2 separate regions of the Homo sapiens genome follow, and region 1 is linked to region 2. Evidence: chromatin contacts called from ENCODE Hi-C or POLR2A ChIA-PET data. All regions are on one chromosome and are shown on one strand. Each heading gives the region's core, a stretch centred on a gene start or an enhancer-like site at or near the end of the contact. The rest is flanking DNA. Distances are from core to core; before and after follow the strand shown. Region 1 has its middle 390 kb from the start of LNC-LBCS. Region 2 overlaps LOC105374958 (a long non-coding RNA gene).

Region 1 (6,032 bases), core at 2,833-5,332, 380 kb after region 2:
TTAGCCACAGTGAATAATACAAGTAGGTACAAGCACCAAAAATGTTACCACCGAATAGTTTTCTTTAGTATGGAAATGCTAGTCAATCTAAAGTATAACAGCATAAGGAATTTATTTATTATGGCCATTTCTTCATATAACATCACGGTTATGAGTGGTCTTTTTACGATATTTATTATACATTTTTAATTTGGATTCAATGTATCTGCATTGGATTTTTTTTCTTTCTAAACACAAATCTCTATCTATACTTACGTAATAATGACAATGCATTCTTTAATTAATTGTAACATTCTCAGTGTGGCCCTTATTATTGTTTTTCTTAAATACAGCAGCAATTACAACAACTTCACTCTACTAAGTGTTTAATTTTTAATTGAAGATGCACAAAAATTAGCCATGTCTTTCAGCTCGTCCTAAGAGAAGTCACCTGTCAACCTTCAATACAGTCAGAAGGATTCCAGGAGCAAAATGAAGAAAACTGAAAGCAGTGTTTCACTTATAAGACTAAGAGAATTTAAAAGACCCTTTTTAATGAATAAAATAAGCATTTTTATCTATGTTATCTATTTTATCTACTTTATCTAAGCATGTTATCTATAGTCATATAACTAACCACCCTAAAACTTAAATTTATTATCTCTCATATTTCTGTGAATTAGCTGAGCACAGCTTAGTGGTTCTTGCTTGGGGTCTCTAAGGCACCTGCAGTCAAAGTTGGACTGAGTGGCCACAGTGGCTCACTCTCATGGCTGGCAGACGATGCTGGCTCTTAGCTGCGAGCTTAGGTAGCTTGTCCATGTGACTTGGGCTTCTCACATCATGGCAGCTGAGTTTCAAAAGCAAGTGTTCCAAGACACTAAAAGAAGAAATGTACTAGTTTTCCATTACCATGTAACAAATTACCACAAACTTGGTGGCATAAAACAATGCCCATTTATTATCTCACAGTTTCTGTAGGTCAAAAGCCTGGGCATGGTTTAGCTGGATCTTCTGCTCAGGATCTCACAAGGCCTGATCAAGGTGTCAACCATGGTTACGATCTCAACGGAGTCTTAAGATTCTTTTTCAAGCTCACTTGGGTTGTTGGCAGAATTCATTTCTGGCAGTTATAGAACTCAAGGCAACTGCTTTCTTTGAGACAAACAGGGGAATGTCTCTGAGCTCAGGAAAGACATAAGCTTTTCTCTTTGTTTAAAAAAAAAAGAACAGCTGGCCAGCCACGATGGCTCATGCCTGTAATCCCAGCACTTTGGGAGGCCAAGGTGGGCAGATCACGAGGTCAAGAGATCGAGACCATCCTGGCCAGCATGGTGAAACCCCATCGCTACTAAAAATACAAAAATTAGCCAGGCATGTTGGTGGGCACTTGTAGTCCCAGCTACTTGGGAGGCTGAGGCAGGAGAATCACTTGAACCCAGGAGGCGGAGATTGCAGTGAGCTGAGACCACGCCACTGCACTCCAGCCTGGTGACAGAACGAGACTCTGTCTAAAAAGTAAAAATAAATAAATAAATAAATAAAAGGACAGCTTTATTGAAATATAACTTGCTCATTTAAGGTATGAAATTCAATAGTTTTTAGCAGAATTGTGCAACCATCATTGCTTTCTAACTTTAGGATGCTTTTGTCATCCCAGAAAGAAACCCTGTGCCCATTAGAAGTTACTTTTTTTTTTTTTTGAGATGGTGTCTCGCTCTGTCACCCAGTCTGGAGTGCAGTGGCATGGTCCCGACTCACTGTAACCTCTGCCTCCTGCATTCAAGTGATTCTCCAGCCTCAGCCTCCCGAGTACCTGAGACTACAGGCACACACCACTGTGTCCAGCTAGCTAATTTTTGTATTTTTAGTAGAGACCAGGTTTCACCATACTGGCCAGGCTGGTCTTGATATCCTGACCTCAGGTGATCTGCCTGTTTCGGCCTCCCAAAGTGCTGGGATTACAGACATAAGCCACCGCACTTGGCCAAGCAGTTACTTTCAATTCCACCACTGCCCCTAGCCCTAGGCAACCAGTAATCGTTTTTATCTCTATAAATTTTTTCCTGTTTAGTTATATTAGTGGAATCATTCACATTCACAAAAGACTTAGTGACTGATTCATAATCATGAGTCACTAAGTCTTTTGTGACTTAGCAAATGTTTTCAAGATATAATGTTGTATCATGTATTTGTACTTTATACTCTTTTATAGCTGAGTAATATTTTTATGGATATACCACATTTTATTTATCTATCAATGTTGATAGACATTTAGATTATTTTTATTTGGGGATTATTGTGAATAATGCTACTATAAACATTCATGCAGAAGTTTTTGTGTGCACATATGCTTGTATTTCACTTGGTTTTATACCTAGAAGTGAAATTGCTAGATTATATGATAACTCTATGTTGAACAATTTGAGGGACTGCTAAACTACTTTCCAAAGCAGCCACACGATTTTCCATTCTCACCAGCAATGTATGAAGATTTCTATTACTCCTCAACCTTTTCAACACTTGTTATTATCTGTTTTTTTTTATTACTACAACCATCCTATTGGGTGTGTAGTATCTCATTGTGGTTTTGATGTGCATGTCCCTAATGACTAATGATTTGAAGGTATCTTTTTATGTGCTTATTAGCCACTTGTATACCTTCTTTGGGAAAATATCTATTCAAATCCTTTATTCATTTTTAAAATTGAGTTATTGTTATTTCAATTCCTGAGTTTCCACAGGTTTTTTAAAAATATATTATGAATACATTTCTTGCTAGATATATGATTTGCAAATATTTTCCCAATTTAATTGGTTGACTTTTCACTTTCTAGATTATATCCTTAGAATCATTACAATTTTAATTTTGGTGAAGTACAATTTATCTTTTTTGGTCTTTTGCTACTTTGCTTTTGATGTTGTATCTAAGAAATTATTGCCTGCCCCAAGTTCATGATGTTTACTGTATGTTTCCTAAGCGTTTTATAGTTTTAGCCATTGCATTTAGGTCTAAAATCCACTTTGTGTTTATCTCTGTGTATGGTGTGAGGAAGGGGTCCAACTTCATTCTTTGGATATCCAGTTGTTCCAGCACTATTTGTTGCAAAGACCTAGCCCTCTTTAAAAGGACCACCTGACTAGTTCTAACCTAATCAAGATAAAGTCCCTTTCATTAATTCAAAGCCAACTTACTAGAGATCTTAATTACATCCAGAAATGCCTTGGCCATTGCCATATAAGGTAGCATAATTCCTGAAGTGACATATGTCATAGTCATAGGTCTCATCCCAAATCAAGAGAAGTCTACAGAATGAGGCATGCACTCTATGAGGTAAAATTTTGGAGGACAACTTAGAATTCCCACTACCATGGATAACTACCAGTGTCTTCAGGCCTGGACTTGAAAACTGACAGAACATCATTGCCATCATATTCTATCCACTAAGCAGTTATAGGGCCTACCAAAATGCAAAGGAGGAGTAATAGGGTTCACCTTTTCATGAAAGGAGTTCCTAAGAACACCTGCCTGTCTTTAATCTGCCACAACCTGTTATCATAAAAAGAAGTTTTAGAGATGGTTGTTTGTTTGTTTATTTGTTTATTTATTTATTGGATACAGAGTCTCACTCTGTCACCCAGGCTGGAGTGCAGTGGCACGATCTCAGCTCACTGCAATCTCCACCTCCTGGGTTCAAGTGATTTTCCTGCCCCAGCCTCCTGAGTAGCTGGGACTACATGTGTGCATCACCACGCCTGGCTAATTTTTTTGTATTTTAGTAAAGATGGGGTTTTGCTCTGTTGGCCAGGCTGGTTTCAAACTCCTGACCTCAAGTGATCTGCCCATCTTGGCCTCTCAAAGTGCTAGGATTACAGGAATGAGCCACTGTGCCCTACCTAGACATGGTTGTTTATTAAAATATTTAAATTCTAGTTTTCTTTCTTCTATTTTAAGATTCTTAAATACTCTGAAAATCAAGAAGACAATTTGTTGTAAAGAAAAGTCTGAAACAATATAATAACTACCTATGTTTATATACTGAAAAGAAATTAGAAACCCAATTCTTACAGGAATCTGGCCTCTTCCTCTGTTGATTTGTGCTTAGCATATGCCCAGGTGAATCACCTTAGCTGTTTCATACAGTGCATTTCTTCTTTGTGAGCAACAGGTGACCTATGAATGACCTTAGAAAGATGATTCAACTCATATACAGAAGCAGTTTTCTCAGAAGTAAGAGGTCCAAAATGACTTGATTAGAACTGAAAGAGAAGGCCTCATATTAATGTTAGTGCTACCAACAACTCTACCCCAACAAATTACTGTTTACTCCCCCCTCCAGCTTAATTCTAACAAGGTAGAATAAAGACACCAAATGGCACTGACTAATCTATGCCAATTTTTGTTAAAGTGTACAGGAAATGAAGACCTATACCAATATGCAAATTTCACAGGTATAAGCAACCTATAGTGGTTAAGACATTACACAAAGCTTGTCCTCATGCAAGAGGATGGGCAAAGTTTTTTTTTATTTTATTTTAAATAAAGTACTTCATCCCTGCACAAGTGAATAGGCCTATCTTACATACATAAGAAACATACTCCAGAAATATATGAAAACCAACTGTCTCTCTGTCTCTGTCTCTCTCTGTCTCCCTCCCCCTCTCTCTCACCAGCCTCTCTATCTCTCTGTCTCTTTTTCTGTCTTTCTCCCAGAAGATAACTGAAATGGAAATCTGAGGGAGGTTGATAGAATACTATATGAAGGAACAATCAGGATATTAAAATAGGTGTAGACTTTCTTGGAAAAAAATGTACAATTACTGTATTAGCCTAAGCTGAAATAATTATGTGTCTTTTTTTCATGATCACAAGGCAGAAAAAAAAAACACAAAACAAAACAAAAAATTAGAACTCAAAATAAAATATCTAGCTTGGTACCAGAGCAGTTTCTAAAACTTATCCTGATTAGTAGGCTAAACAAAAAATCCTCATGTCTGAGCTTGTATCTTCATTTTCTAAATGGTGATAATTGTATCTAACCTACCTATCTCAAAGAGGTATATTATAAGAATCCAGTAAAATATGTTCATATGTCTTTTTTCATAATTTTATTTTAAATTTAGGGGTACTTGTGCAGGTTTGTTATATAGGGAAAATTGTGTCATGGGGGTTCCTTGCACAGGTTATTTTGTCACCAAGGTATTAAGCCTAGTACCCATCAGTTATTTTTCCTCTCTCTCCTCCCACCCTTCATCCTCTGATCAGCCCCAGTGTGTGTTGTTCCCCTCTATGTGTCCATGTGTTCTCATTTAGCTCCCACTTATGAGTGAGAACATGTGTTATTTGGTTTTCTGTTCCTGTGTTAGTTTGCTAAGAATAATGGTCTCTAGCTCCATTCATGTTTCTGCCAAGGACATGATCTTGTACTTTTTATGGCTGCATAGTATTTCATGGTGTATATGTACCACATTTTCTTTATCCAGTCTATCATTGATGGGCATTTATGTTGATTCCATGTCTTTGCTATTGTAAATAGCACTGCAATGAACATATGCTGGCATGTATCTTTATAACAGAAGGATTCATATTCATTTGGGTATATACCAGTAATGGGATTGCTAAGTTGAGTGATATTTCTGTTTTTAGGTTTTTGAGGAATTGCCACACTGTCTTCCACAATGATTGAACTAATTTACGCTCCCACCTACAGTGTATAAGCATTCCTTTTTCTCCACAATGTTGCTAGCATCTGCTATTTTTTGACTTTTTAATAATAGCCATTCTGACTGGTGTGAGATGGTATCTGATTGCGGTTTTGATTTGCATCTCTCTAATGATCAGTGATATAGAAGCTGTTTTTCATATGCATGTTGGCCACATGTATGTCTTCTTTTAAGAAGTGTCTGTTCATTTCCTTTGCTCACTTTTCATTGGGGTTCTTTTCTTCTTGCACATTTGTTTAAGTTCCTTATAGATGCTGGATATTAGAAACTGCAAAAATTTTCTCCCATTATATATGTTGTCTGTTCATCCTGTTGATAGTTTCCCTTGC
Region 2 (5,414 bases), core at 400-2,899:
AATGTCCAAGAAATGTTTGATAAACTTAACTGAGTTAAGGTCAGAGCCTTGGGGAGAGGAACTGCTGAAGGAGCAGTAGGCGTAAAAGGAGAAGGAAATCAGGAGAATGTGATGAACAGAAAACAAGAGTTGTATGAAAAGTAGACCATTTGCAGCATGGAAGACAAAGACACTGAAGGTGAAGGAAACATCCTTATTTTTATTGATGGCCTTCATAAGAAAATTCTTAGAATGGTGGTGAAGCTGAAAGTGAGAAAAGAGAGATAAGAGAGTAGACGAGGTGAGATGAAGAAATAAAAGTGACAGATGCAGGCAATTCAAGTGTGGAGTTATAAGGATGGGAAGAAGTTGGATGGTAGTGAGAAGGGCATATGGAACAAGAAAGCTTGCTCGGAAGTGTTTTGTTTTTGTTTTTCAAACATTTAAGTATGTTTGAAGGCAGAAGAGTAGGAGTTGGTTGGGAATAAATGGCTGTGACTGTGAAGAAAATATAAAGCATAGTCCCTTTGCATCTGGAAGGCCTGAGCTCACAAAGATAGGATTGGCTTTGGGAAAGAGGAATTTCACTTCCCCTCCAAGACTGGATGGCAACTTCTGAGTATTTACCAGGGTGTGAAAAAAGAGTGAGTGTGGGAAAAACTAGTAGCTTGAGCCAGTAAACCCCTATCTTCTGAGTCAAGAGGCAAGAAGATTATTGAGAGTGGCAGAGAGAAAGGAGAGGTCTAGAATATTTTGCAAAGGAGAATTTGCAGAACTGAATTACCAGGCATCAGGGTGGGTTCCAGCTGGAGTCAACACTCCAGCTGTCTGGTGAACAGATCCCCATGCTGTGAGGCTCAGGAAAATAAGCAGAGAGAGAGACAGTGGATTTGCTTTTGGGAAAGGAACTGATATAGCTTAGTGGTTAGGCACAGTTAGGGTGAGGAGAGGACAATAGCACAAAGCTGAGTGGCTATGAGTCCAGGCTGAGGAGAGAATCCAGAGAATGAACAGGATGAAGCCGGGGGTTCTGAATAAAATGGCAGACTCCATTTATATAGGAAGCAGATTGTCTAACCATCAAATGGGAGGAGGGGTTGAAATGTTGTTTATTCTTTGGAAAGAGGACTGGGCTCCATGGATGTTGAGGTCCTGGAAGGCCTTGCTGAATTGTGACTGGTGTGGGAAGTTAGGAAGAACTAAAACTTTTCATTAGCTTGGCTTTTGATCTGAAATAAGTTTTGAAAGAGCTATATGCTGGAGAAATAAAGAGGAGTGGCCCTGGAGTCAGACAATAGTGGAGCCACACGGACATATGCAAATATGTGTGTGTTCCCTTGCTTTTGAAAGCAAACATTTTGTTTTCAGCAAACAGCTTGCATCTTGTGCTTCCTTAATAAAAAAAAAAAAAGTGGGGGAGAAAAGTACATACACAAAACAGCCTGTCACTGCTGGCTTCACAGAGGAGGAAGACAGGCCCTTGAGTGTTTTCCAGTAAGCAGCTCCCTAAGCTGGTTCTCACACGAGAAAGAAACTCAGAGTAACAAAAGGTGCCCGTGAAAGGTTCTTTTAGACTAAAATTTGGTGGAGATTAAAAGAGGGCAAAAGTTCAAATGAGAGGGAGCCACTGCCAAGTAGGCAGAAATCTTAGCCAAGGGGAAGGAAAAGGAGCCACTGGTTTAGAATGCAAGTAACCATGGCGAGCCAACAGCTCAATGCTAGAATCTGGTTAAGAAGTAATATCACACAGAGCTGTGATTGTTTATTCAAAGCAGGCCATGAGAGAACAGTTGTCTCCAATGGGTACTTGCACAGCTTGGATTCAAAATTATAAGTACATTTTTAAAAGCGTCCAGCGCTTCTCCCTGACCCATTTGGTATTAAGCAAAAAAGAAAAGAAAGCACAAAGTTTATTCTCAGTGTCTCTTGTGGGTTTAAGACGGCTTTACATATGGAAAAGCATTTTGGTGTCAGCTGTTGAACTGGTTTCTTGCTATTCTGCTTTCAGTTGCCATTGGAAACTTTGGCTGGCTGTGTGGTAACATCACCCATTTCCCAAGGTTCAGAAACCAATGCCCCTCTAAAGGGAAGCAGAGCATTTCTTTCTTTTCACGTACATGTTGTGCTTTGCCCCTGTTTCTTAGTGAGAAGGGCTTGGAAACAGCTAACGGACTGTGGGAATAAAGATGAAGTATTGAAATGCTTCATCTTGATGAAGCTAAGCATGAAGATAAGCATGATACAATGTAACAAGAGGTTCTGCAGTAGCCAGAAACACAGCTTCACATAAATGCCAAGTCTTCCAACGTAGATTTTCCATTTGCTGTTGTCATCACTATATAGATTGTAGACAGAGGCTGTTATCCTTTCTGTGTAAATGAAATAGTATTACTAGAGAAAGGGCTTTTGGAAGGGAGAGTGGGCTTCTGTTGGTTTTTGAGTCCCTGAAATTTATGCAAAAGCTCCTATATCACTTTGCATGTGCATTTTTTTTTCTGGGGCAATATGTCCATAACTTTCCTCAGATTATTAGAGTGGTCCATTACCCAAAACACATTAAGAACCAAGGAACTGAAGTATCACCAAGTGAGGCACATTGGCTACACTCTCACATATGGAAAGAATGTAACCTAATGGTTTCAATTATGACAATGCAGTAATATGGACAGTGTACTGGGAAAACTTTCTCCCTAGTTAATGGATACAACATGGTCAACGGGAGGAAATTTCCAGGAGAAGATTGACTCTCTGCTGGTTGGCAGCTGGGGGAAGCGGTGTTCAGCTTTAAAAAAGAATGTGTCATGTTGGTGTTCTCTTTTTATATCTTGAGCTATCGAGGAGTTGGAGAGATACAAAGAGAATCTGCTTTGTCAGGAAAGGAAGAGGTGTGCTTCAGAGCTCAACCTGATGATTTCACAGACCAATTTAGAGCAAAAGGGAAGGGCAGCCTCATCACATGGTCTAGTTCAAGGAGGTAGTCTAGCATAGTGTTCTGGCACTTAAAATATATCATCTGGAATCAGACTGCATGGGTTTGAAACCAGGTCCGTTAAGCAGTAGATAGGAAAGTCAGGTGTTAGTTACGTATCATCCCTTTGCCCAAGTTTCCTTATTCTTAAAGTGGAATTACAATAGTACAACCAGTACTTACTGTTTTCATCTGCTTTGGGCCACCATAACAAAATACTAGACTGTGTGGCTTAAACAACAGAAATGTATTTTTTCAAAATTCTGGAGGCTGGGAAGTCCAAGATCAAGGTTCTGGCTAATCTGGCTTTAGGTGAGGGCTCTTTTCTTGTCTTACAGATGGCCACCTTCTCACTGTGTCCTTATATGTCCTTTCTTCAGAGCATGAGGTGCAGAAAGAGAAAACTCTCCAGTGTCTCTTCCTTATAAGGAAATTAGTCGTGTCTGATCAGGACCCCACACTTAGGACTTTATTTAACATTAGTTACTTCCTTACACGCCCCATCTCCAAATACATCCACACTGTGGGATAGGGGACCTACCTATCAATTCAGGGCACAAATATTTCATCTTTAACACTTGTTATTCACAGATTTCATATTTGCAGATTTGTCTGCTCACTACAATTTATTTATAACTCCAAAATCAATACTTGCGGCACTTTCATGGTTATTTGAAGACATGCACAGAGCTGTGAAAAATTTTATTCACCTGATATACATGCTCCCAGCTGAGGTCAAACAAGGCGATGCTCTGCTTTCTGGTTTCAGCTCACATGCTGTAAACACGTGTCCTTTCCACAGTCTAGGTGACGCAACATTTTCACATTTTTGTGCATTTCTGTTGGTGATTTCACCTTCTAAAATGGCCCTAAGTGTAGTGCCAAAGTGCTGTCTGTCTAGTGTTTCTGTGTGCAAGAAGGCTGTGGTGTGTTTTATGGAGAAAATACATGTGTTAGATAAGTTTTATTCAGGCAGGAGTTATAGTGCTGTTGGCCATGAGTTTAATGTAAATAAAACAACATTATATGTTACATGAGGTGTCTTTAAACACAAGCACACATAAAACAGGGTTGTATAGATGTTCAGTTGATGAAAATGCTGTCACCAGGGGCTCAAAGGAACCTGACCATTTATTTTTTCTAGGAGCAGCAGTCCAATTCATTGTTTGTACAGAACATAAGTACTGTGAATAATGAGAATTGATTGACTATGACTCATCAAGCTATTATGAAGATTAAATACATTTTTATTCATAAAGTCCTTACAAGACTGCTGTCCTAGTTTAGGCTGCTATAACAAATACCATAGACAGGGTGGCATAAACAACATTTATTTTCCATTTTTGAGGCAGTGAAATCCAAGATCAAGCTACTAGCTTGACATGGTTTGGATCTGTGTCCCCATGCAAATCTCATGTTGAATTGTAATCCCCAGTGTTGGAGGTGGGGCATGGTGGGAGGTGATTGGATCATGGCGGCAGGTGGTTTCTCATGACTGGTTTAGCACCATCCTCCTAGTGCTGTTCTCGTGATAGAGTTCTCACAAGATGTGGTTGTTTAAAACGGTGTAGCATGCCCCTCCTTCTCTCTTGCTCCTGCTCCAGCTGTGTAAGACAGGTCTGCTTCCCCTTTGCCTTCCACCATGATTGGAAAGTTCCTGAGGCCTCCGCAGAAGCTGAAACAACTGTGCTTCCTGTGTAACCTCCAGAACCAGGAGCCAATTAAGCCTCTTTTCTTTATAAATTACCCAGTCTAGATTTCTTTATAGCAGTGTGAGAACAAACTAACACTTGGCTGATTCGTTTCCTTGTGAAGACCTGCTTCCAGGTTTGCAGATGGGTGACTTCTTGCTGTATTCTTACATGGTAGAGAAAGAGAAAGATCCTCTCTCTCATATCTCTTTAAGAGACAGGAATCCCATTCATGAGGGCTCCATCCTCATGACCTAATTACCTCCTGAAGGCCCCACCTCCTAATGTCGTCATATTGGGAATTAGGGCTTCAATACATGAATTTTGGGAAATAAGCATTCAGTCCATAGCAACTGCCTAACTCACAGTAAATGCTCAATATATGCCCTCTATTATTATTTTCTCAGTACTAGAACAGTAAAAGATCCCTCCACAGTTGGAAACAACAACACAAGATATTAAATAACACTCACTGAAAGTGTTATATAGTTAGGCTTTATAGTCAAGCAGAAAAAAAAATATATTTACTGCTATGTATTGTCTACCCTGCCATTTATAGGGTAGGGTAGACAGAAATATCCAAAAGTGCTTAAATTTTAGCAGTGGATTATGGCTTAACTTGTATTAATTAGTTTACTCATTCTTCATTTACATCATCTGTAAAACATTTACTCTGCATATTCATGTTGTGAAATAAATGCTGTGGGCATACTAATATGAATAAATCTTGTATATAACTAACTAAATAAATAAAGATATGGGATAAGCAGTGACTT

Evidence for each region. A loop is a pair of places that touch in the nucleus more often than their neighbours do. ChIA-PET counts read pairs that join two places held with the same protein, here RNA polymerase II (POLR2A).
Region 1: a loop to region 2 is called in a map of aorta, with 2.2 times the contacts of the local background. The contact joins two enhancer-like sites. A Hi-C loop is called at or near these places in 1 of 168 maps with a recorded cell type or tissue (aorta). POLR2A ChIA-PET finds 5 or more read pairs at or near these places in 1 of 52 experiments (HCT116).

What each region holds. Positions count from the first base shown.
Region 1 is chr6:19,413,774-19,419,805 of GRCh38, forward strand. No RefSeq gene overlaps it. Among named protein-coding and RNA genes, the nearest start is that of LNC-LBCS, 390 kb to the right of the region's middle. Within about 2 kb of position 4,083, at least 5 of the 41 ENCODE cell types and tissues checked have a DNase peak (open chromatin) inside an H3K27ac peak, as active enhancers do.
Region 2 is chr6:19,034,067-19,039,480 of GRCh38, forward strand. The region is part of intron 3 of LOC105374958 (a long non-coding RNA gene); the gene reads left to right. Among named protein-coding and RNA genes, the nearest start is that of TRQ-CTG1-1, 200 kb to the left of the region's middle. Within about 2 kb of position 1,650, at least 2 of the 41 ENCODE cell types and tissues checked have a DNase peak (open chromatin) inside an H3K27ac peak, as active enhancers do.